Regions from separate parts of the Homo sapiens genome. Here region 1 is linked to region 2. Evidence: read pairs that join two places in POLR2A ChIA-PET (ENCODE). Cell type or tissue: Caco-2. All regions are shown on one strand. Links, peaks and the distances in the headings refer to the core of each region. The heading gives the core; the rest is flanking DNA. Region 1 overlaps SBNO2 (strawberry notch homolog 2). Region 2 overlaps ARID3A (AT-rich interaction domain 3A).

Region 1 (12,178 bases), core at 4,168-8,167, 160 kb after region 2:
CATCCGGGCGTCTCTCACCCACCAGGGTGCAGCCCCCGCCCACGTCTGGGGAGGGGCCAGGAAGGACCTGGAAGAAGAGCAGCCTCCGCCCCTGCAGGCCCGGCCGCCCTCAGCCCTCGAAGGCCGCAGCCGCTCACCTTGTCTCGCGCCAGCTCCTCTCGGGCCAGCTCCACCAGCCGGCGCACCTTGGCTGCGATGCACAGATACTTGAAGAAGCGCTGGTGTGCCGACCAGAACTGGCCCCACAGGGACTTGCGCGACTCCAGGCCGATCCAGTCGGCCGCCTGCTGGAACACGTTCAGGGCCTCGGCCCACTGCAATGACACGTCACAAGGCGCCCCTGAGCTGTGGCTCCTGGCTCCCGACCCGGGCCCCGGCCCACCTGCCGCCAGCCCTGGGCAAGGCATCCCCACGCCAGGTGGAATTTAGGGCAGGATGGGGGTGCTGGGGGTGTGCACTGTAAGAGGCACTGCCTCTACCTGTACGGCAAAAACCTGAAAAACCAAAACACTCGTGGTGGGGAAGCCGTGCTGCAAACTGCACAGACTCCGCGCCCGCGGCAAACAGGCTCAGCTCCTTCCAAGAACACAGGGTGCTCGCAGCCACGCCTCTCTTGCTTTGGACCAGGGTCTCACCCAGGTGTGATCCTGTCCAGGGGACACTGGGCATGTCTGGGGCTGGCTGTGGTGGTCAGGTTTGGGGGCTGGTCCCGGCATGACTGGGTGGGCTGGGTTAGGGTGGCTGGGACTCTGGCCACGGATGCTGCTCCATACCCCAAAGTGCTCAGGACGGCCCCACCCCGGAGAGCAACCCGGCCCTGGGGGTTACGGGAGATGCTGGTTGTGTCACCTAAAGAAACGAGTGAAGAGGCTGGGTGTGGTGGCTCACGCCTGTAATCACAGCACTTTGGGAGGCTGAGGCGGTCAGATCGCCTGAGCTCAGGAGTTTGAGACCAACCAGCCTGACCAACATGGAGAAATCCTGTCTCTACCAAAAATATAAAATTGGCCGGGCTGGTGGCACATGCCTGTAACCCCAGCTACGCGGGAGGCTGAGGCAGGAGAATTGCTTGAATCTGGTAGGCGGAGGTTGCGGTGAGCCAAGATCGTGCCATTGCACTCCAGCCTGGGCAACAAGAGTGGAAACCCCGTCTCAAAAAATAAAAAAAAAAAACCATCGAACATACAGGGCTGTTGGGCGTGAGGGGGAGAAAACAGGACCTGTCCAAACATGGAGGGAACGACCAAGCCACATGGCCCACAGCAATGTGGATGCTGAACACGGCTACCAACTGCCAGCTGTGGGCCAGGACCTGGGGGCAAAGGGCTTGGGCACCACAGGAAGGGGGGCGGTGGTTTGGTCCCATCCCTCGTTATCACAGCCACATAAAAACCCCAGTGATGGCCGGGCACGTGGCTCACGCCTGTCATCCCAGCACTGTGGGAGGCCGAGGCGGGCAGATCACTTGCGGTCAGGAGTTTGAAACCAACCTGGCCAACATGGAGAAACACCGTTCTCTACCAAAAAATACACAAAATTAGCTGGGTGTGGAGGCGGGCACCTGTAACTCCAGCTACTCGAGAGGCTGAGGGGGGAGAATCGCTTAAACCCAAGAGGCAGAGGTTGCAGTGAACTGAGATCACACCACAGCACTCCAGCCTAGATGACAGCACGAGACTGTCTCAAAAAAACAACAAAAAAAAAACCCCAGGACAGGACAGGGCGGGCCGTCACCTGATGACGCCTGTGGCATCTGCAAGGCCACGGGGGAGCAATTTCACCCGGGAAACGCACAGGGGTCCCCGGGTCGGGTGCGCAGGCTCACCAGCAGGGCCGCGCGGTTGTAGACGCACTCGAAGGCTGGGGCCAGCGGGATCTCCTCGATGCGGAAGGTGACGCCGGAGAAGCTGAGCTGGCGTGCGATGTACATGCCGCTGACCTTCATGTCCATGGCCACGATCTCCATGGCGCCAACGCCCCTGCGGATGGACACAGCCCCCGTGAGCACGGCCAGAGCCCGTGGGGATGGAGCCACTCGGAGCGCGAGGCAGAGCCAGTCGCAGAGAGGGCGGGGTCGGCAGGAGCAGAGCCCTGGCGGCCACTGAGGCAGTTGGCAGCTGAGCCTGGCGGGGACGGGGCAGGAAGGGCTGCGGAGGGGCTGGCTTCCCTGGGAGTGCTGGGCAGCCCGAGGCAGTGAAACGAGCGACCCACATTCAGCACCTCTGGGTGCTGGGGAAGCACACGTGGCAGTGCCAGGCCTTGGGCTGATGGGCCTGAGGCCTCCTCCCCACCCCCCGCCGCCCCTCCACGTGGGTGAGAAGGGCACTCACCTCTTCTCGATGGCGTGCAGGAACTCCTCAAAGTTCCGGAAGGGTGTGCCCTCGCCCCAGATACCCAAGCGGCTCATGTAGATCATGTTCCGAGGCTCAGAGGCACCTGTGGGGGGAAGCTGCCGTCAGCTCCCCAACCCGGGAGGGCCCAGAGGCCGCGTCAGGGGACGACTAAGTTGGGACCACCCGACGAGGGGCCCTGCGGGGTTGGAGCCATGGGCCTGAAGAGAGCCAGCGTGGCCTTGGGACAGGCGCAGAGGTGCCCCAGTGTCCGAGGAGGAGCAGGGTGCAGACGGAGGCTGAGTACGCGTGTGGGATACCCCTTCGCGGGGACAGCCAGGCAGAAAGACGCTGCTGCGGGTGGGTCACGTGGGATCCGCACCGCCCCACCTGTGGCGCTGGCGTAGACCACGCGGGCCAGGGGCAGCTTGTTCTGCAGGTCTAGCACAGCCTTGCCCATCTTGGTGGAGCCGGCATTCTTGGCTTTGTGACACTCGTCGAACACGATCTGAGGCACACGTGGGTTAAGGAGTATTCTGAAGGACGGGGGCGACCCCAGGAGCCCAGGTCCTGACCACCCAAGACCCCACCTTCCTGGTGGGGGGCAAACGCCTGTGCGGCTGAGAACTCCACGAGGGAAGCCCAGGTCGGAGTGGCAGCCGGCTACCATGGGGGGCGGGCGGGCAGGCGGCCCCCACACGACCATTAGATGGGTGTGGCCTGGGATGGCTCCTCCCAGACTCTAAACAACACACACCGAGGATGGGGCCTCCGGCGAGGAAGGGTGGGATCCCTAAACCATGATATCGCAGGACGTTGCCATCGGAGGAGGATACCTGGAACCTGTTTTCTTTTTTGTTTGTTTTTTTGAGACAGGGTCTTGCTCTGTCACCCACGCTGGAGTGCAGTGATACAATGTCAGCTCACTGCAACCTCTGCCTCTCAGATTCAAGTGATTCTCCTGCTTCAGCCTCCCAAGGAGCTGGGACTACAGGTGTGTGCCACCACCACAACCGGCTAATTTTTGTAGTTTTGGTAGAGACGGGGTTGGCCGTTTGGTTGGCCAGATAATCTCAAACTCCTGACCTCAAGTGACCTGCCTGCCTCAGCCTCCCAAAGTGCTGGGATTACAGGTGTGAGCCGTGCCCAGCCCTAATTCTTTGTTTTTTTTTGAGACGAAGTCTCGCTCTGTCACTAGGCTGGAATGCAGCGGCGCGATCTCAGCTCACTGCAACCTCCGACTCCCTGGTTCAAGCGATTCTCCTGCCTCAGCCTCCTGAGTAGCTGGGATTACAAGTGTGCGCCACCACGCCCGGGTAATTTTTGTATTTTCAGTAGAGACGGGGTTTCACCATATTGGTCAAGACAGTCTGGAACTCTTTTTTTTTTTAGATGAGACACAGTCTCGCTCTGTCGCCTGGGCTGGAGAGCAGTGGGGCAATCTCGGCTCACTGCCACCTCTGCCTCCTGGGTTCAAGCGATTCTCCTGCCTCAGCCTCCCGGGTAGCTGGGATTACAGGTGCGCACCACCACGCCCAGCTAACTTTTGTATTTTTAGTACAGACGTGGTTTCACCATGTTGTCCAGGTGGTCTCGAACTCCTGACCTCGTGATTCGCCTGCCTCGGCCTCCCAAAGTGCTGGGATTACAAGCGTGAGCCACTGCACCCGGCCAGGTTCTTAATATTTTAAGACGAAAGAAAGCCAAGTTCCAGGAAAGCAGTCTGAGGAAGGAAAACTGGGAGAATACAAATTAAACGGCCGGCCCTGCCGCCACGTAGCAGCTCAGCGAGGTATGATCTCAGGGTTATCGCTATTTCGTAGATTGTTGCACATAGATTGTTCAGCCGGGTGCGAAGACACCAGCAGTCTCCCGTTCTGTTTCTGGCCAGTCTGAATGTTCTGTGTCTCGGCGTTAACTGAACAGCAAAGCCATGGCCATGTCCTGTGCATGAAGTGGATGCTGCAGGCCAACGTCCCTCCCTTATCTGAGCCTGTGCTCCCAACACCCCAACACCCAAGGTGCACCCTGCAGGGCCGAGCACCAGGGCTGAGCCTGGCCAAGGGGTGCCCTGCCGTGCCTTTGCTGCTAACTGTCCTGGGTCTCCTGTGGGGGAGCCCCTCCGAACCGCAGCCTGCCGACGAGAGCCCTGGGATGCTGGGGAGTGAACTGTGCCCACCACACTATCAGCTGGGGTTGGCACCTTCCTGACTTGGGGAGCAGCTCAGTGGCCACCCTCTGCCCACGGCATCATGGCAAACATCAGGACCACATCTATGGTCACTCATCCCACTTATCAGAACCAAGAAACCAAGCCGGAGCCCTGTGGTGAATGATGATGGTCACTTGTGTGGTACCCACAGGGCCAGCCTCCCAGGACCAGAAAAGTCTTCTATCCGGAGTCCTAAACCCTGAGCAAAGCTGGGGGCTGGGTGGCCACATCCAGGGTAGTGAGCTCCAGTGGCCTCCAGCCCTTCCCCAGCCCCACCCCTCCGCTCCTACCCTCTCCCATCCTGCCCTCCTCTCCCCTGACTCCCACCCCTCCTCTCCCACTCCTCCATCCTCCTTTTCCCTCCGACCCCCTAATCCAGCCCTCCCCTCCCGATTGCCCCCAGCAGGATACGACGCCCTCGAAGGCCTCCCCACACCAGTCCAGGATCTGCCGGAGGCGAGTGCGGTGCTGGCCGCCGGCCTGGCTCTCCCCAATCAGGGCGGAGTAGGTGGCGAAGAGGACGCCCTCTGAGGTAGTGGTGTCACCGTACTTGATCTGGGGATGCACAGAACAGGTGTGGAATGGGGCCCCGGCTCAGCAGGCTCTGGACCTGGGTCTCCCTATCTGTAAGGGTGCTGGGCAGAGCCTGCCCTGGCTGCTGGCCCACCCAGCTGAGCAGCCCCCACTTTGCAGGGCACGGTCCCCACCTTGCCCCCTACTTTGCCGAGCACAGCCCCTACCTTGCTGAGCGCGTGCACCGCGATGCCCGTGGCTTCGATGTCCCGCAGGTCGCGCTCCGCATCGTACTTGAGGTCGTTGGAGACGCTGAACCTGCGGGGTGGGGGCGTCAGGCGCGCCCACCCTTCCCCCTCGCCCCCCGCTTCCGCCCCCCACCCCCGCTCCCGCCCCCTGCCCCAGGCAGGGCCTCACCACAATGCTTTCTTCCGGCCGCGCAGGTGGTTCTCCAGGATGACTCCGGCCACCGTCCGGCCTTTGCCCACGCCGGCCCCATCGCCGATGAGAAAGCCCGCGCGCTGCCCGCTGGGGAGCAGGACCTCGTGTTGCTGTTGCCGGAGAGCAGGCGTCAGGGCCTGGGGGTGCTGGCCCGGCCCCTCCCCAGGGGCCTCGCGGACACAGGCTGGGCTGGGTTGGGGACATGCGGTCACCTGGCAGGCGTAGGTGATGGCCTCTAGCTGCAGGGCAGACAGGGCCCCGCTGTCCGAGGGCAGGGCCAGGGTGTAGGTGATGTCTGGGGGTGGGACGCTGGACAGTGTGCTGGTCTCCACCACGCGGTCTGGGTGCTGCTTCCCGATCTTGGCTGGAGGAGCAAGGACGGAGGGCAAGGTAAAGGGTATGGCCAAGGGGTGACCAGGGCCGGTTATGGCACGCTGGGCGGGTCTGGGGCGTGGCCAGAGCTGGCGGGGCAGTTTGGGGGCGTGGCCAGGTCCCGTTGGGCGGGTCATGGGCGTGGCCAGGAATGCCTGGGTGGAGGAGTGGTCAGGGCTGGCCGGGTCGGGGGTGTGGCCGCGGCCTGCTGGGTTGGTTGGGGGCGTGGCCAGCGGCTTGCAGGAGGGGCAAATGCATAAAAATCCTCCCAGTGCCTCTGAGGTTCCTTTCCACTTCTCCCCTCTGCGAACCCCGGTTTTGTATAAGCCTGGATTGTAGAACCTGTCCCCGGGCTCTCCGGCCCTCCCTGAAGCTTCACATTCCCTCTGTGGGCTGTGCGGGCGGTGGTCACCTGCAGGGTCTCGGTCCCACAAAAGGGTTTGAACCTGTCCCAGGGCTGGGTGCAGCCGGGCCACTCACACTTGGACGGCACGTAGTCGGCGTAGGTCTCTGTGTGCCCCAGCTCCTCCGCCTCCTCCTCCTCAGCCTCGTCCTCCTCCTCTGGCTGGCTCTGCACACTCTGCTCCTGCGTGCGTGGCGGGAGCTCAGCGGAGACTGCAGGCCTGAGCGGCCGCGGGCACTGGGCTCCCCCAGGGGCAGGGGCCAGGCTGACCATGGGCAGCTGAGTGACCCAGGGGTGGGAGACGGCTCTGTCTGCCCCTGCAGCAAGGTGCTCCCCCAGGGCCTCCATCTCCTCAGCTATAAAATGGGCACTCCCAGCTTCTAGGCCAGCCAAGCGCTCCCCACAATGGAGATGCCTGTGCTGAGCCCTCTCCTTAGGTCCCATGAGAGGGCAGGGGAGGGAGCTCTCGGCTGGGCCCAGCTCACCTGGTAGCTGACGAGAAGCGGGGTGCTGTGGGAGGGCAGAAAGTCCTCGAAGCCTGCAAACGGCCTGCTGAGCTGGAACAGCTGGAAGGGGAGCAGGATGTCAGCCCGGGCCAGACGGGACAGGTCACAGCTGGTGGGCCCTCGCAGCCTGGCCACCAGAGGGAGGCTCCCCACTGCCCCGTCCTCGCCTCCCCATCCTCGCTCCCCAGGGCCCTGGGTCTTGCTCTCCTGCTGTTCTCAGGGTGACCCTGGTGCCTCCCAAGCCTCCCCAGTGGGCACCTCCCTGGGGCCTAAGGCTCGCTCCTCCTGGCCAGCACCTGGCTGCCTTCTCACTGATGGCCAGTGTGCCTGCCTGGAGTGCCCGGGAGGAAGGTGCCCGGCTAGTTCTGACAGACAACACAGCTTGGTCCCGCGGGAGCTGCCAGGAAGGCTGTGGACAGGGGTCTGACAGGAGAGACCCACTGTGTGCCAGCCCCATGCAGTGCAGGAGGCCCTCGGGGGCCTGGGAGACAAGGGGTTGGGAGCTCCCTGTCGAGGGGGAAGAGGAGACAGAGGCAGTGGGGGCGGGCGGGCCTGGGCCTTGTCCCTCACCCGATGGCTCCCAGCACACAGGGTGGGTGGCCCAGGGCAGCCCTGCACTCTCCAAGAACCCCCGTGGGTGCAGTCCCTGAGGCCCCTCGAGGGCAGCACCTCCTCTGTGAGAGATGGGGCAAGGATGCCTGCCACTGTAGTGACCAGAGAACACATCCCACTGCGGCCCCACCCTGGGGAGAAGGACTGCCCGGAGCCTCATGCAGATTCACCAGGGTGGGCAGTGACACTGTCCTCGGGGAGCTGACCCCAGGCCTTGGCAGACAGGTGTGCTGGGCCTCTGGATGAGTCTGTGGCCCACCCAGGGGTCTCCGAACTGACTGGGCGTGTAAAGCCTGTGAACGGGTGGGTCGGGGGGTGGTGTGGCCCGTCGTCATGCCCACTGTCCAGACGCCAACACTGAGACAGTGTGGACCCCGGGACGGATGGCTGGGGGATGGTAGGGTCCAAACTAGGGTCTGTGTGATTCTGGAATATATCCACTCTTAAAAAGCAAAAATCCTAACAGTAATACGAGCCATAAAAAACGTAAGCATGGTCAGGGTACAGTGGCTCACACCCGTAAATCCCAGCACTTTGGGAGGCCAAGGCCTCCCAGAGTGGAGGTCAGGATTTCGAGACCAGCCTGGCCAGCATGCTGAAACCCCGTCTCTACTAAAGATACAAAAAAAAAAAAATTAGCCAGGTGTGGTGGTGGGCGCCTGTAATCTCAGCTGATCAGGAGGCTGAGGCAGGAGAATCGCTTAAACCCAGGAGGCAGAGGTTGCAGTGAGCTGAGATCACGCCATTGTACTCCAGCCTGGGTGACAGGGCGAGACTCCATCTCAAAAAAAAAAAAAAAAAAAAAGTGAGCGTGGGCCGGGCATGGTGGCTCACGCCTGTAATCCCAGCACTTCGGGAGGCCAAGATAGGTGGATCACCTGAGGTTGGGAGTTCAAGACCAGCCTGACCAAAATGGATAAACCCCATCTCTACTAAAAATACAAAATTAGCCAGGCACGATGGTACATGCCTGTAATCTCAGCTACTAGGGAGGCTGAGGAGGCAGGAGAATCTCTTGAACCTGGGAGGTGGAGGGTGCAGTGAGCTGAGATCGCACCACTGCACTCCAGCCTGGGCGACAAGAGCGAGAGACTCTGTCTTAAAAAAAGAAAAAAAAAAGTGTGAAGAATTGGAAAGGGGAGAATCCCGCCGGGTGCGTGGCTCAGGCCTGTGGGAGGCAGAGGCAGAACGGGCGAGATCTTTTGGGGCCAGGGTTCCAGACCAGCCTGGACAACATGATAAAATCCTATCTCTACAAAAAATACAAAAATTAGCCAGGCGTGGTGTCGTGTGTCTATGGACCCAGCTACTCGAGAGGCTGAGGCAGGAGGATCGCTTTAACCCAGAAGGTCGAGGCTGAAATGGGCTGAGGTTGCGCCACCACACTCCAGCCTGGGCGACAGAGTGAGATCCCGTCTCAAAATAAATAAGTAAATAAATAAATAAGAGCATCTCTTCTAGACCCGGTCCCCCCCTTGAACTCCAACGTCCTGAGACGGGTGAGGTTTCCGCCCAAGCCTGCCTGAGCCCGGGCCGGGTTCTCGGCAGTGTGTGGGAGCCACCAGGCTAGTGATGCTAATGAACTGAGTCCACAGCTTCTGCATTTTCTAACACTAGGAACACTCCTGAGGGTTTTTAAAGAAAGTGGAAGCGTGGCACAGGAAGGTTAGAAACCTATACTCAGTTGCCCTCTCCTTTTTTTTTTAAGTTAACAAAACACAAAAAAACAGACGCCACGCAGGTTCCTGGAAGGCTGAGTCACCATTCCCGGTGGGGCTGGCGGGCATTGGGTTTCAGATGCCCTCGTGCCGGCCACAGCAGGCCGGTCAGGCCCTGGCTTCTTTCCTCACGCCCTGCTGAGGACCTGGGAGCTAGCTGGGAGGGCACGGGCCCCGGGCTGGGTGAAATGCTCTGCTGGGCCCTTGTGCCAGAGGGACCAAGCCTGAGCCGCCCACCATGGCTGCGGGGTGCCCTGATGCTTCCTGAGCCGCCCACCGTGAGCCACCCACCGTGGCTGCGGGGTGCCCTGATGCTTCCTGCCTGGGCCCCCAAGCCCGTGAGTTCTGCTGCCCGGGTTGCCCCTTCCTGAGGGCCCGGGAGAGCGGCCTATGGGTGTGAGCCCACCACTGTGCCGGGAGCGTGCGGAGGCTGGCATGGGCCCTCACCGGAAGGCGCTCAGTCCCAGAGACATGTCCAACGTCTGCTCCCAAAGTCTAGAAGCTTCTCTCGTGGACAGGCCCGGATTGGGGAAGGGACTTGCCAGGCCTGGCTCCCAGCCATGCCTCCCTCACCAGACACCTCCACTGAGTCGCACTGGGGCACGGCTAGAGGCTAGGCCCGAAGAACCTGGGGGCCCTGCTGCCCTACAACCCCTGCTCTAGGCCTGGCCCACCCAGGTCCTTCAGGAGCTTCTTGGAGGCAAACCCCAGCCCCTCAGCCCCCACGGACAATGTCCAGCTCCCCACCCTGGGACAGGATCCACCAACCTCGCCCTCTCAGCTCCCCACTAGCGGGGACACGGCCACTGCTGACCCAGGCACCATGGGGCTGGATGCCACCACAGGTGCTGTTCCTCTGCCTGGACAGCCACATTGCCTGGGCCCGCTGGGCGCTGCCTCTCCAGGGGGCCCTTCCTGACCACGCTTCTCTGTCCCGTCACCTTCCTGTGCTTCTCTAGACCAGGGACTCCCCGGGTGCGGTGGACACGGGGCAGGGTCCCTCTCAGGTGGGGCCATAATGGGCACTGCAGGGCGCTGGGCAGCATCCTGGCCCCCCCCAACTCCATGCCAGGAGCACCGCCCAGATGTGGTAGCCACAGATGTCCTGGACGTCGCCTTCTCCTATTCAGGACACAAGAGGACCCTCAACTAACCACCTCATCCATGGCCACAGATGGCGCCGACAGTGACAGGCACAGCCATTGGCACGCAGAGTGGGGGAGACTGAGACCTCACTGGACCGTGTGGGTCCCGGGCTGGGGAGGCCACGCTGGTGGGTCGGGGCTGGCTGGGGGCACCGGGCGCACTGACCTTATCGTGGGTGGAGGGGGCAGGGTTATCGTCCCAGATGGTGGACACCTGGTTGAGGCTGTCAGCCGGCAGGAAGTCGGGCGTGTCCACGATGTCCGACAGGGAGTCCACGGACGAGGAGAAGATGGAGATGTTGGAGAAGTCCTCAAAATAGGAGGAGTCCTGGAAGACAAGGCCAGGCCCGGTGAGGGTGGTACGGGAGACACCAAGGCCCCTCCACGCACTGGAGCACGTGGGGATGGGAGACACCACGGCCCTCCACACACTGGAGCATGTGGGAATGGGAGACACCACGGCCCTCCCAGGTTCAAGCAATTCTCCTGCCTCATCCTCCCAAGTAGCAGGGATTACAGGTGTGCGCCACCATGCCCAGCTAATTTTTTTGTATTTTTACTAGGGACGGGGTTTCACCATGTTGGCCAGCCTGGTTTTGAACTCCTGACCTCAAGTGATCTGCCTGCTTCGGCATCCAAAAGTGTTGGGATTACAGGCGTGAGCCACCATGTGACAGAGCGAGAGAGTGAGACTCCGTCTCAAAAAAGAAAAAAATAAACAAGCAATGGGTGAGAAACACCAACCCTCAGGGCCACGCAGGACGGCGTCTGACTTCTGCAGCACCTGAAGGGCAGCAATGCTGCAGGAACTCTGAGCAGCTCGGGTCTGGGGTGAGCCTGGTGCCATGCCCTGTGCCGGAGGCAGGGGCGGGGGCAGCCACGCCCAGAGGTGGGGCTCGCCATGGGGATGACACACACACACGCGCTGCCCAGTGAAGGAGATGTATGTACATCATTTCATTTTTTTTTTTTTGAGACGGATTCTTACACTGTCGCCCGGGCTGGAGTGCAATGGTGTGATCTCGTCTCACTGCACCCTCTGCCTCCCAGGTGCAAGCGATTCTCCTGCCTCAGCCTCCCGAGTAGCTGGGATTACAGGCACGTGCCACCACGCCCAGCTAATTTTTGTATTTTTAGTAGAGACGGGGTTTCACCGTGTTGGTCAGGCTGGTCTCGAACTCCTGACCTCAGGTGATCCATCCACCTTGGCCTCCCAAAGTGCTGGGATTACAGGCGTGAGCCACCGTGTCCGGCCACATGTGATGTCTCACGCCTGTAATCCCAGCACTTGGAGGCCAAGGTGGAAGATTGCTTGAGTCCAGGAGTTCAAGATTCGCCTGGACAATATGGCAAAACCCCATTTCTACTAAAAATACAAAAATTAGCTGGGTGTGGTGGTGCATGCCCGTAGTCCCAGCTACTCGGGGGGCTGAGGCGGGAGGATCACCTGAGCCCAGAGGGGTCAAGGCTGCAGTGAGCTGTTACTGCACAACTACATTCCAGCCTGGGTGACAGAGCAAGACTCTGTCTCAAAAAAAAAAAAAATAGACTGGGCATGGTAGCTCACGCCTGTAACCCCAGCACTTTGAGAAGCCAAGGTGGGCAGATCACCTGAGGTCAGGAGTTCAAGACCAGCCTGACCAATATGGTAAAACCCTGTCTTTACTAAAAACACAAAAATTAGCTGGGCATGGTGGTGCGTGCCTGTAATCCTAGCTACTCGAGAGGCTGGGGCAGGAGAACTGCTTGAACTCAGGAGGCAGAGGCTGCAGTGGGCTGAGATCGTGCCATTGCACTCCAGTCTGGGTGACACAGGGAGACTCCATCTCAAGAAAAACAAACAAAGAAAAAAACCAGGCATGTCAAGGGGGCGCTGTCTCTCCCTGGAAGCTGTGGGTTCCGTCCCCCTCACCTTGCTCAGCTTTG
Region 2 (12,178 bases), core at 2,847-6,846:
CGCCATTGCACTCCAGCCTGGGCGACAGAGCGAGACTCCATCTAAAAATAATAATAATAAAAATTAAAATTAAAAAAAAAAATAGGCTGGGCGCAGTGGCTCATGCCCATAATCCCAGCACTTTAGGAGACTGAGGCAGTCGGATCACGAGGTCAGGAGACCATCCTGGCCAAATGGTGAAACTCCGTCTCTACTAAAAATACAAAAAAATTAGCCGGGCGTGGTGGCGGGCGCCTGTAGTCCCAGCTACTCCAAGAGGCTGAGGCAGGAGAATGGCGTGAACCCGGGAGGTGGAGCTTGCAGTGGGCCAAGATCGCGCCACTGCACTCCAGCCTGGGCGACAGAGCGAGACTCCATCTCAAAAAAAAAAAAAAAAAAGAAGAAAGAAAAAGAAAAGAAGAGGACAGGTTCAAGCACTGGATTCCCAGTACCTGTGACAGGACCTCATTTGGAAACGGGGGAACTTACTGACATACAATCACGTGTTGACACTTTGGTCAACCTCAGACCGCAGATGGGACGGTGGTCCCACAGGATTAGAATTCCATATTTCTAGTGGCTCACGCCTGTAATCCCAGCACTTTGGGAGGCCGAGGCGGGCGGATCACGAGGTCAGGAGATCGAGACCATCCTGGCTAACACGGTGAAGCCCCGTCTCTACTAAAAATACAAAAAATTATCCGGGCGTGGTGGCGGGCGCCTGTAGTCCCAGCTACTCGGGAGGCTGAGGCAGGAGAATGGAGTGAACCCGGGAGGCGGAGGTTGCGGTGAGCCGAGATTGCACCCCTGCACTCCAGCCTGGGGACAGCGAGACTCCGTCTCAAAAAAAAAAAAATTCCATATTTCTTGTGCACCTTTTCTGTGTTCAGCTGTGTTAGACGCACAGACACTCATGCTCACGTTGCCACTGCCTACGGGACCCAGGACAGCCACAGATTTGTAGCCCAGGAGCGCTGGCTGGGCTGTGCCTGTGCCTGGGTGTGTGGGAGGCTCCACCCGTGAGGTGTGTGTGACTCACTGTTTGATGTTCACACTGACGAAATCACCAACAGACATTTATCAGGACGCATCCTGCACGAAGACAGAGGCAGAGGCTGGAGCGACGCGGCCACAAGCCCAGGAACCTGGAGCCCCCAGAAGCCGTGAGAGGCAGGAAGGTTCCTCCCTTGGAGACTTCGGAGGGAACGCAACCCTGCAGACATCTTTTGTTTTGTTTTGTTTTTAGAGACAGGGTTGCGTTCTGTCGCCCAGGCTGGAGTGCAGTGGTGCGGTCTCGGCTCACTTCAGCCTCCACTGCCCAGGCTCAAGCAATCCTCCCACCTCAGCCTCCCGAGTAGCCGGGACTGTAGGCATGAGCCACCCCACCTGGGTAACTTTTTGTTATCATAATGTAGAGATGGGGTCTCACTATGTTGCCCAGGCTGGTCTTGAATTCCCGGGCTCAAGCGATTCACCCGCCTCCCAAGGTGCTGGGATTACAGGTGTGAGCCGCCACCCTGAAGAGAAGTTGGTTTTGGACTTCTGGGCTCCGGGACCGCGGGAGAATAGATTTCTGTTGCTTTAAGCTGCAACGTGTGGCTGTAAGGGAGTTAAGGATCGATTTGAGATGAGGTGGCCCTAAAACCAGCAGGCTGGTGTCCTGAGAAGAGGAGAGAGAGACGGGGAGACGGTCTTGTGGAGACGGAGGCAGAGACTGGAGCGCTGCGGCCACAAGCCAGGACGCACCTTGATCTGGGGTTCCCGGGCCCCTGGACCGGGAGAGGACACTGTCTTGTCCCAGGCCACCTGGTTTCTGGTGCCTCCTTGCAGACCCTCTGGGAAGCTCGTTCACCGGCATTTCTGTCTTGCAGCCTTGTGGTTCTTCACCTGCCCAGCGGGGTCTTCGGCTCTGGCAGCGGCTTGAGGGTCCTAGGGGTGGTGACCCCTGCTCCTGTCCTCCTGACCTGGCCTCCAGTGCAGGAGGGACATGGTTCCCACACCTGAGCTCTGGCACCAACTAACCCATCCCCTCTCCACCCTCACAGCTCTACGAACTCGACGGGGACCCCAAGAGGAAGGAATTCCTGGATGACTTGTTCAGCTTCATGCAGAAGCGAGGTGAGCCCTCTGCCCCCACCCCGCTGGAGGGAGGTCACAGAAACAGGGCTGTAGGAGGGGCCCTACTGGCTCCAGGTATGTCGGGGCGGTGGTGAGCACCCCGTGGCTGGAGGCATCCAAGGCTCCTAAATCGGGAGGGACTTCAGGGGTGTCTTGGGGGGAAACACATCCTGCCATGGAGGTTTGACGCGGGAGGCACGCCTGTGAGTCTAAGGGGTAGGTCCCTTGGTGGGGGGCAGGGCAGTCTCAGGGCCCCAACCCAGAACAGACAGTCCAGGTCATCTCCTTAGCATCCAGGGTGCAGTGAAGTGGGGGTCCCCACTACTGGGTAATGGGGGAGTGGAACCAGCCTCTGTGTTTAGGGAGTGGGGTCAGATTCGGGCTGGCCAGGTGGGTGCAGGTGCGGCAGGACAGAAGCCCCCCGCCCGGCCGCGAGATGGCTTAGAGTCTAATGATCTCATGGCGGCCAATGCGACATTTGAGTCCTGGCCCCTCCCCTCTTCCCACCAGGGCCTCAGTTTCCCCATCTGTAAAAACGGGCCACAAACAGTCCCTGCCCAAAACTCAGTGGCCAGCAGGTACCCCAGATGTGCTGAGTGCAGGGCCGCTGTTTACTGTGCACACTTATTGGGCACCAACGGTATACCAGGCTCTGTGCCCCCAAAGTCTCCTGGCCTAGAGAGGGCAGGTCTGGGCTGGTGTCCAGGTGGGGAAACTGAGGTCCAGACACAAGACAGACTCAGACGACCAAGGGTAGCCGGGGTGTCCCAGCGGCCATTCCCAGGCCCCACCCCAGCTTAGAGTGACCACGGGGCAGAGAGAGTGCGGCAAGGGCTTCCGTCTCGCCTCCAAGTCCTCGTCGGCCGGAGAGGGTCCTAGGAGCGTCTGCTGCCAGGTAGGAGCCGCCCCAACCCCCCTGGACACTCCTCTAGGGCAGGGAGCTAGCTCCGATCCCCACTGTTCAGACGGGGGAGGAGGCCTTGGGGCCCACAGAGGTCGGAAGGGGTGGGGCAGAGGGCTCTGTCCCTGCACTTGGGGCCGTCACAGGGGCCCGCTGTGTCCCAGCCTCCGCCCACCCCTCCCCTGGCTTCTATAAACACAGGCCCCAGACCCGCCACTGCCAGCCGCCCGGAAGGGAAGGAGGAGGAGGGTTGTGGGCCCCCTGGCCCACACTGCCCAGCGGCCTCCGAGTTAACCCCTCCCGTGCTGGGAACAGAGGATCCAGACCCGGGACCTGGGCGGGGGCCCCTCCTGTGTTATCCTCCAAGGCCAGGCTTGACCAGGGCCCACTGCCCCCTGTGAGGCTGGACAGATCCTCCCCATGACCCTTTATCATCCTGTTCGCACCTGCTCAGCCCTGACCACTCTGCTGTGGGGCTCCGAGCTCCTGGGTCCAAAGCCAACCCGTTTTGCTGTTACCCGTGCCTGGTACAGTGCCTGGTGTCCTGGGGGTACTTAGAAAGCACGGTGAGGGCTGGGCATGGTGGCTCACACCTGTAATCCCAGCACTTTGGGAGGCCGAGGCAGGTGGATCACTTGAGGTCAGGAGTTCAAGACCAGCCTGGCCAACATGGTGAAACCCCGTCTCTACTAAAAGTACAAAAATTGACCAGGCGTGGTGGCAGGCGCCTGTAATCCCAGCTACTTGGGAGGCTGAGGCAGGAGAATTGCTTGAATCCAGGAGGCAGAGGTTGCAGTGAGCCGAGATTGCAGCACTGCACTCTAGCCTGGGTGACAGAGGGAGCCCCCGTCTCAAACAAACAAAAAGCAGGCATGGTAGGCTGCTCATGAGTGTGGGTGAGATGGGGGCCCGTGGCACGTGGGGCCGTGAGGGTTGGTGTCCAGCTTTACCTCCCTCTCCAAGCTGGGAATTCCTACAGGACAGGAGACAGCGAGCTCCTATGCGTCCCTCAAAACCCAGCCTCAAAGCTCCCTCTTCCTTGGCTTCCTCCAGGAGCTTCCTGCTCTGTAATGGGGGCCCTTGGAGCTGAGAATCCGTCAGGTGAACCTGCCCATCACCCTAGACTTCACAATCTTCCTCTCCTTCACTCCAGACAGAGAGAAATAATTTTTTTTTTCCCCTGTGTCACAAAGTAAAAAACTCTAACTAAATTTCTCAGAATTCTCTGGGGGCTAGAAGTGAGGGAGGGGTCCTGACCACACCCTCTCCCCTCAGCAGCAGCAGCTGGACCACCTGACCTGCTGTTCCCTGACAACCTCCCCACCCTTCCTTATCTGGGCCCCACGACGGGCCCTGGTGATGCTCCCAGCTCCTTCTGTAAACATCCTCCTCCCGCCCACTGCAGAGCCAGGGCGTGGCCCTGGGAACCAACCCTCTGCTGCTGATCCTTTTTTTTTTTTTTTTTTGAGACAGAGTTTTGCTTTTGTTGCTGAGGCTGGAGTGCAATGGCGGGGTCTCGGCTCTCTGCAACCTCCACCTCCCAGGTTCAAGTGATTCCCCTGCCTCAGCCTCCTGAGTAGCTGGGATTACAGGCGCCCGCCACCACGCCCGGCTAATTTTTGTATTTTTAGTAGAGACAGGGTTTCTCCCTATTGGCCAGGCTGGTCTCGAACTCCTGACCTTGGGTGATCCGCCCGCCTCAGCCTCCCAAAGTGCTGGAATGACAGGCTTGAGCCACCGCGCCCGGCCTGATGCCGTTACTTTTACTTTGCAAACTCTGAGGCCTAAACTGGTGTCCCGAGTGGGGCCGGGCGGAGGCTCTGGGCAGGTTTCCGGGCCGATCCTGCAGCTGAAACCCGGCGCGGCTCCTCTCGCCCAGGCTGTAAAGTGGGTTTCAGGTGGGATCGGGTCTGAGGCCCGTCTTCCTCCAACCTGGGATCTCCTCCATTCACTGGGGGTTTTGCAACCTGGGAAGGGCCTGGAAGTGGCGGAGGGTGGTGGGAGGTGTTTCTGGAAGGTCAGACACCGGGGGTTCCGGGGGTAGCAGGCCTCGACCAGGCAGAGGGCCGGCTGCTCACTCAGGGCTGCACCCGCTCTCCAGCCAGTCACATCCCAGAACCTCGATGTCCACGTCCCCATCCCTAACAGGGCGATGGGCGTCCCCTCCCACCCCATGGTGAGTGGGCAGCAGCTATGGCCTGGGCCACCTGCCCTCACTGGTCTTCACTGAGCGCCTACTGTATGCCACTGAGTGCTGGGACCCCACGTAGGCAGAACATGGGGTGGGGGCCACAGACTGTACACAATTGATCTCCTAAGTGCAGAATTTCACGGACAGAACGATAGGTTTAAGTGGGTCTTGCCTACTGTCAGGCCAGGGAGGGGCTGGGCAGAGGTGGAGCTGACATCTGAAGCCAGAGGCTCCTGGTGCAGGGGCAGCCTGGGAGAGCCCTGGAGGGGGCAGGTAGGGCTGGAAGGGCGGGGAGGGGCCACGTCTGCAGCCGGCTCCAGGAGTTGAGGGGCAGGAACCTGAGTCAGCCCAGCCGCCTCTTCTTCCTGGGCCAGCCCACCTACCGCCCTTCCCCTGCCTAGGCTAATCCTCCCCCTTTCCCTCCCTGGCATAGCGTAGCCCACAACCCTCTCCTCCTGGGCTAGCCCAACCCCCCATGTCGGGGCTAGCCCATCCCCTTCCCCTCCCTAGGCCAGTCCACAGCCCTCCATTCTCCAGACTTGAAATTGGGTAAGCCAGGCTTTACCCCTTGCCTGCCTGAGGCTGCAGAGCCCCTGTCAGTGTGGAGGGAACAGGCCTCTGGGAACATAGGCAGAGTTGTTTTGGCAGCTGCCGTGGTGTGTGGCGTGGAGAAGGAATAACAAAGATCCGGGCGTCTCCCGCACGTCCCTCCTCTCAGTAACCCTCCTCCCGAGGGCTGCGCTGTCCCTAAGCCCAGGTTACTGGTGGATAAACCGAGGCAGAGCTGCCCCCTCTGCACCCTCTCGAGCAGAGGTTCCCAGCCTGGATGATCCTGCACCCACAGAGGGCCCTGGGCAATGTCTGGAGACATCTGTGGTTGTCACAGCCTGGGCGGGGGAGTGCTCCTGGCATGGAGAGGGCGGAGGCCAGGACACTCGGCTCCCTGCAGTGCCCAGGTGGCCCCCAACCTCCCTCTCGCCCCTTCCCCCAGGGACACCTGTGAACCGCATCCCCATCATGGCCAAACAGGTCCTTGACCTGTTCATGCTGTACGTGCTGGTGACGGAGAAGGGCGGCCTCGTGGAGGTCATCAACAAGAAGCTGTGGCGTGAGATCACCAAGGGCCTCAACCTGCCCACGTCCATCACCAGTGCAGCCTTCACCCTGCGGACCCAGTGAGTGGCGGACGGTTGTGCCGAGGTCGGGCCAGGGCACTCTGAGCAGCCAGTGCAAGGGGCCTGCAGAAGAGGGAGGGGGTGGTGGGCAGCTGCAGAGGAGGGGGCAGTGGGCAGCCGCAAAGGGCACAGGGCCACACCGTGCGTCCAGGGCCCGAGAGCGTCAAGTAGGGGTGCGAGGACCACACAGTCTCTGGGGTTGTGCAATCAGGGGCCATTGCGAGGAACAGCATTGAGATGGAGGGAATGGGCAAAGGCCCAGCAGCTCTGGGGGCTGCTGAGCAAGTCCAAGGGAAGAACCAGGGATGGTGGTGCCACAGTGGGGTTTACTTTGTACTGAAGGCCAAAGAGAGCCGTAGGGGTGACCCGGGTGCCATCCTCTTCCCTCGTCCCACCCACAGATACATGAAGTACCTGTACCCCTACGAGTGTGAGAAGCGGGGCCTCAGTAACCCCAATGAGCTCCAGGCAGCCATAGACAGCAACCGACGGGAGGGCCGGCGCCAGAGCTTTGGTGGCTCCCTCTTTGCCTACTCGCCAGGCGGGGCACACGGCATGCTCTCCTCACCCAAGCTACCCGTGTCCTCCCTGGGCCTGGCCGCAAGCACCAATGGCAGCTCCATCACCCCCGCCCCTAAGATCAAGAAAGGTAAGGGCCTGTATGGGGCCTGGGGCGTGTTCCCAACTGAGCTTCAGCCTGGCTGTCTGACCTTGGGGGATACCTCTTCCCCTCTCTGGGTAACCAGGATGAAAAACCCTATAGTTGGCATGGAAAAGGGCTTCCAATCTACCAGTCCTCTGCCTATGGCAGACATTACCAATCCATCACCATTTTCTAATTCCACACAGGTGGCAGGCAGACATTGCTAATCAATCTGTGTTTCCAGTCCTGTGGCCAAGGCAGACATTACTAATTGATCACTGTTTTTCCAGTCTACACTGAGGCAGGCATCATCAGTTGATCAGTTTTCCCTCCCACTGAGCCTCTGAATCCTCCATAACACAGAGGTACCAACAGCACACACAGCAGTGTCACCTCAGTTTGCCTGTCTGAGTTACCATTTCTCATCTGGGCAACATAGTGAGACCCCATCTCAAAAAAAAAAAAAAAAATTAGCTGGGCGTGGCAACGTGCACCTGTGGTCCCAGCTACCCAGGAAGCTGAGGTGGTCAGATGGGTTGAGCCCAGGAGGTCGAGGCTGTGGTGAACTGAGATTACACCACTGCACTACAGCCTGAGCAACAGTAGTGAGACCCAGTCTAAAAAAAATTTTTTTAGGCCAGGCACAGTGGCTCACGCCTGTAGTCCCAGCACTTTGGGAGGCTGAGGCAGGCGGATCGCTTGAGGTCAGAAGTTTGAGACCAGCCTAATCAATATGGTGAAACCCTGTCTCTACTAAAAATACAAAAATTAGCCGGGTGTGGTGGCACACACCTGTAGTCCCAGCTACTTGGGAGGCTGAGGCAGGAGAATCGCTTGAACCCAGGTGGCAGAGGTTGCGGTGAGCCAAGATCACGTCACTGCATTCCAGCCTCAGCGACAGAGTGAGACTCCGTGTCAAAAAAAAAAAAAAAAAAAATTAGCTTAGTGTGGTGGTGGGCGCCTGTAATCCCAGCTACTCAGGAGACTGAGGCAGAAGAATCACCTGAGCCTGAGAGGCAGAGGTTGCAGTGAGCTGGGATCGCGCCACTGCCCTCCAGCCTAAGCAACAGAGCGAGACTCTGTCTCAAAGCAAAAAAAAAAAAGGCTGGGCGCGGTGGCTCACGCCTGTAATCCCAGCACTTTGGGAGGCCGAGGCGGGCGGATCACCTGAGGTCAGGAGTTCAAGACCAGCCTGGCCAACATGAAGAAACCCCGTCTCTACTAAAAATACAAAATTAGCCAGGCGTGGTGGCGGGTGCCTGTTTCCCAGCTACTAGGGAGGCTAAGGCAGGAGAATCACTTGAACCCGGGAGGCAGAGGTTGCGGTGAGCTGAGATCGCACCATTGCACTCCAGCCTGGGCAACAAGAGTGAAACTCCGTCTCAAAAAAAAAAAAAAAAAGAAAAGAAAAGAAAAAAGAAGGTGCATGTTCCTGCCTTGAGTGGAAGGCAGGGCCCAGCCCCTCCTGGCCACCAATTCCCCTTTTTTCCTACCTAGAGGAGGACTCAGCCATCCCCATCACAGTCCCTGGCCGCCTGCCTGTGTCCCTGGCGGGCCACCCTGTGGTGGCAGCCCAGGCAGCAGCTGTGCAAGCAGCAGCCGCCCAAGCAGCTGTGGCCGCACAGGCAGCTGCCCTGGAACAGCTGCGGGAGAAGCTGGAGTCTGCAGAGCCTCCGGAGAAGAAGATGGCCCTGGTGGCCGATGAGCAGCAACGGCTGATGCAACGTGCACTCCAGCAGAACTTCCTGGCCATGGCGGCCCAGCTGCCCATGAGCATTCGGATCAACAGCCAAGGTACTGCCCTCGTGCCCAGACCCGCTGTGCTTCCTGCGTGTGTCACACAGTGAGGGCCTTGGAGCCTACATATGTAAAGAGTGCCAACAAATCAATAAGAAAAAAAAAGCCGGGTGCAGTGGCTGACATCTGTAATCCCAGCACTTTGGGAGACCGAGGTGGGTGGATCACTTGAGGTCAGGAGTTCGAGATCAGCCTGGGCAACATGGTGAAACTCCATCTCTACTAAAAATACAACAAATTAGCCGGGCGTGGCAGCGCACCCCTGTAGTCCCAGCTACTTGGGAGGCTGAGGCAGGAGAATCACATGAACTGGGAGATGGAGGTTGCAGTGACCCGAGATAACGCCACTGCACTCCAGCCTGGGCAACAATAGCAAAACTCCATCTCAAAAAATAAAAAATAATAAAGTAAACTGGCTGGGCACCGTGGCTCATGCCTATAATCCCAGCACTTTGGGAGGCTGAAATGGGAGGATTGCTTGAGCCCAGGAATTTGAGATCAGCCTGAGCAACACAGTGAGATGCCATCTCTACAAAAGTTAGCTGGGCGTGGTGACACGCTCCTGTAGCCCCAGCTACTCGGGAGGCTGAGATGGGAGGATCACTTGAGCCCAGGAAGTCGAGGCTGCAGTGAGCCATGATTGCACCACTGCATTCCAGCCTGGGTGACAGAGCAAGACCTGGTCTCAAAAACAAGGTAAAAAAAAACAAAGTGGAGTATGGACAAATACACTTATTCAACAAATAAATATTGAGCACCTACTGTGTGCACTGGTGACAGCATGAATGTGACAGACACCGTCTACACCTTGTAAAGCTAAAATCTAGTTGGCGAGACAGACAGAAAACAGAACATGTCACAGGTGTCTTTATGATCAGAAATGGCAGTTTTGGTCGGGCGCGGTGGCCCACGCCTGTAATCCCAGCACTTTGGGAGGCCGAGGCGGGCAGATCACCTGAGGCCAGGACTTCAAGACCAGCCTGGCCAACATGGTGAAACCCCGTCTCTACTAAAAATACAAAAATTAGCCGGGTGTGCTGGTGTGTACCCATAGTCCCAGCTACTCAGGAGGCTGAGGCAGGAGAATTGCTTGAACCCTGGAGGTGGAGGTTGCAGTGAGCCGAGATCGCACCACTGCACTCCAGCCTGGGTGACAGAGTGAGACTCCGTCTCAAAAAAAAAAAAAAAGAAAGAAACTCATTTGTTCGGCTGGGCACAGTGGCTCATGCCTATAATCCCAGCACTTTGGGAGGCCGAGGCGGGTGGATCACGAGGTCAAGAGATCGAGACCATCCTGGCCAACATGGTGAAACCCCATCTCTACTAAAAATACAAAAAATTAGCCAGGCGTGGTGGCGGGCGCCTGTAGTCCCAGCTACTGGGAGGCTGAGGCAGGAGAATGGCGTGAACCCAGGAGGCAGAGCTTGCAGTGAGCTGAGATCGCGCCACTGCACTCCAGCCTGGGCAACAGAGCAAGACTCTGTCTCAAAAAAAAAAAGAAAAAAAGAAACTAATTTGTTCTTCTTCCCACAGCCTCCGAAAGCCGCCAGGACTCTGCTGTGAACCTGACGGGCACCAACGGCAGCAACAGCATCAGCATGTCGGTGGAGATCAACGGCATCATGTACACAGGTAGGACCCCTGAGGCCACGCCCTGCCTGGACCTCGCCTCTCCCGCCGCCGTGAACTCAGGACCCTGAGTTGCGCCTGGTCCCACCTGCTTGAACCTAGGTGTGCGGGCGAGCAGGGCACGGCCAGGGGCTTTGCAGGACAAACAGTCAAGACTGATGGAGAGGATACCATCGTTCACCCGGTACCACGCTCAGCCCAGAGGGGGTCGTCCACAGATACATATTCAGTGTGACGTTGGATGGTTCACATTCCTAGTTTTTTGTTTTAATGAGACGGAGTCTTGCACAGACATGCACCAGCACACCTGGTTAATTTTTAAATTTTTTGTTGCTCTTTAAATTTTAAATTGCTTTGTTGCTCAGACCGGTCTTGAACTCTGGGCTCACGCAATCTTCCTGCCTCGGCGTCCCAAAGTGCTGGGATTACAGGCGTGAGCCACCGCACCCAGCCAATCCCAGCATTTTCGGAGGCTGAGGAGCAAAGAATGTATAAGCCCAGGGGTTAGAGACTTTCAGGCTGCAGCAAGCTGTGATGACGCCACTGCACTCCAGCCTGGGCCACAGACCGAGACCCTGTCTCTTGAAAAAAAATTTAATGAATGTATTTTTTATTTTTTTTAATTTGTAATTTGTAATTTTTGTGGGTACATAGTAGGTATATATATTTATGGGTTTTATGAGATGTTTTATACTGGCATCCAATGCCTAATAATCACATCAGGGTAAATGAGGTATCCAAAAAATTGAATCTAGGCTGGGTGCAGTGGCTCATGGCTATAGTTCCAGCACTTCGGGAGGTTAACACGGGAGGATCACTTGAGCCCAGGAGTTCAAGACCAGTCTGGGCAACATAGTGAGACCCCATCTCTCCTAAAAATATAAAAATCAGCAGGGCGTGGTGGCAGGCGCCCATAGTCCCAGCTACTCGGGAGGCTGAGTAGGGAGGATCACTTGAGCCCAGGAGGTGGAGGTTGCAGTGAGTCAAGATCACACCATTGCACTCCAGCCTGGGTGAAAGAGTGAGATCCCGTCCTTCTCTCTCTCTATATATCTATATATAGATATATCGATAGATATAGCTGTAGCTATACATAGATATATATAGATTAGATATAGATTTATATGTATCTATAAATACATATATACTTTTATATCTATATCTACATAGATATATATATATATAGTTGTTTTTTTTTTCTTTTGAGAGGGAGTCTTCCCTCTGTCACCCAGGCTGGAGTGCAGTGGCACGATCTTGACTCACTGCAACCTGTGCCTCCTGGGTTCGAGCGATTCTCCTGCCTCAGCCTCCCCAAGTAGCTGGGACTACAGGCGTGTGTCACCACACCCAGCTAATTTTTTTTTGTATTTTTAGTAGAGATGAGGTTTCACCATGTTGGCCAGGCTGGTCTTGGACTCTTGACCTCAGGTGATCCGCCTGCCTCGGCCTCCCAAAGTGCTGGGATTACAGGCATGAACCACCGCGCCCACCCTATATATACATATTTTTTTAAATAAAATGAATTAAAAAGTTGCCGGGCACAGTAGGTCACACCTGTAATCCCAGCAGTTTGGGAGGCTGATGTGGGTGGGTCACAAGGTCAGGAGTTCAAGACCAGCCTGATCAACATGGTGAAACCCCATCTTCCCTAAAAATACAAGAATTAGCGAGGTGTGCTGGTGTGTGCCTATAATCCCAGCTGCTTAGGAGGCTGAGGCAGGAGAATTGCTTGAACCCGGGAGGCG

Evidence for each region. ChIA-PET counts read pairs that join two places held together with the same protein. Peaks named below come from ENCODE experiments on the same cell type or tissue, not always from the same donor. Only the 100,000 strongest peaks of a DNase experiment are listed, where the experiment ranks them.
Region 1: POLR2A ChIA-PET joins it to region 2 with 7 read pairs; 2 of 35 experiments call an interaction of 5 or more read pairs at or near these places.

Annotation. Positions count from the first base shown.
Region 1 is chr19:1,117,186-1,129,363 of GRCh38, forward strand. It overlaps SBNO2 (strawberry notch homolog 2), which reads right to left. Exons shown (of 32, transcript NM_014963.3): 5 at 10,419-10,580; 6 at 6,757-6,837; 7 at 6,349-6,454; 8 at 5,709-5,860; 9 at 5,473-5,606; 10 at 5,283-5,373; 11 at 4,954-5,097; 12 at 2,721-2,838; 13 at 2,331-2,436; 14 at 1,826-1,979; 15 at 138-314. Among named protein-coding and RNA genes, the nearest start is that of GPX4, 19 kb to the left of the region's middle. RefSeq lists enhancers at 1-236, 237-749, 5,154-5,657. In Caco-2, for the core only: no CTCF peak of the experiment used is centred there; a DNase peak (open chromatin) is centred at 6,016.
Region 2 is chr19:958,068-970,245 of GRCh38, forward strand. It overlaps ARID3A (AT-rich interaction domain 3A), which reads left to right. Exons shown (of 9, transcript NM_005224.3): 4 at 2,025-2,097; 5 at 6,181-6,364; 6 at 6,766-7,013; 7 at 8,505-8,801; 8 at 10,338-10,436. Among named protein-coding and RNA genes, the nearest start is that of WDR18, 20 kb to the right of the region's middle. RefSeq lists an enhancer at 4,742-5,260 and a silencer at 6,954-7,131. In Caco-2, for the core only: no CTCF peak of the experiment used is centred there; DNase peaks (open chromatin) are centred at 3,094 and 4,374; H3K4me3 peaks cover 88 bases.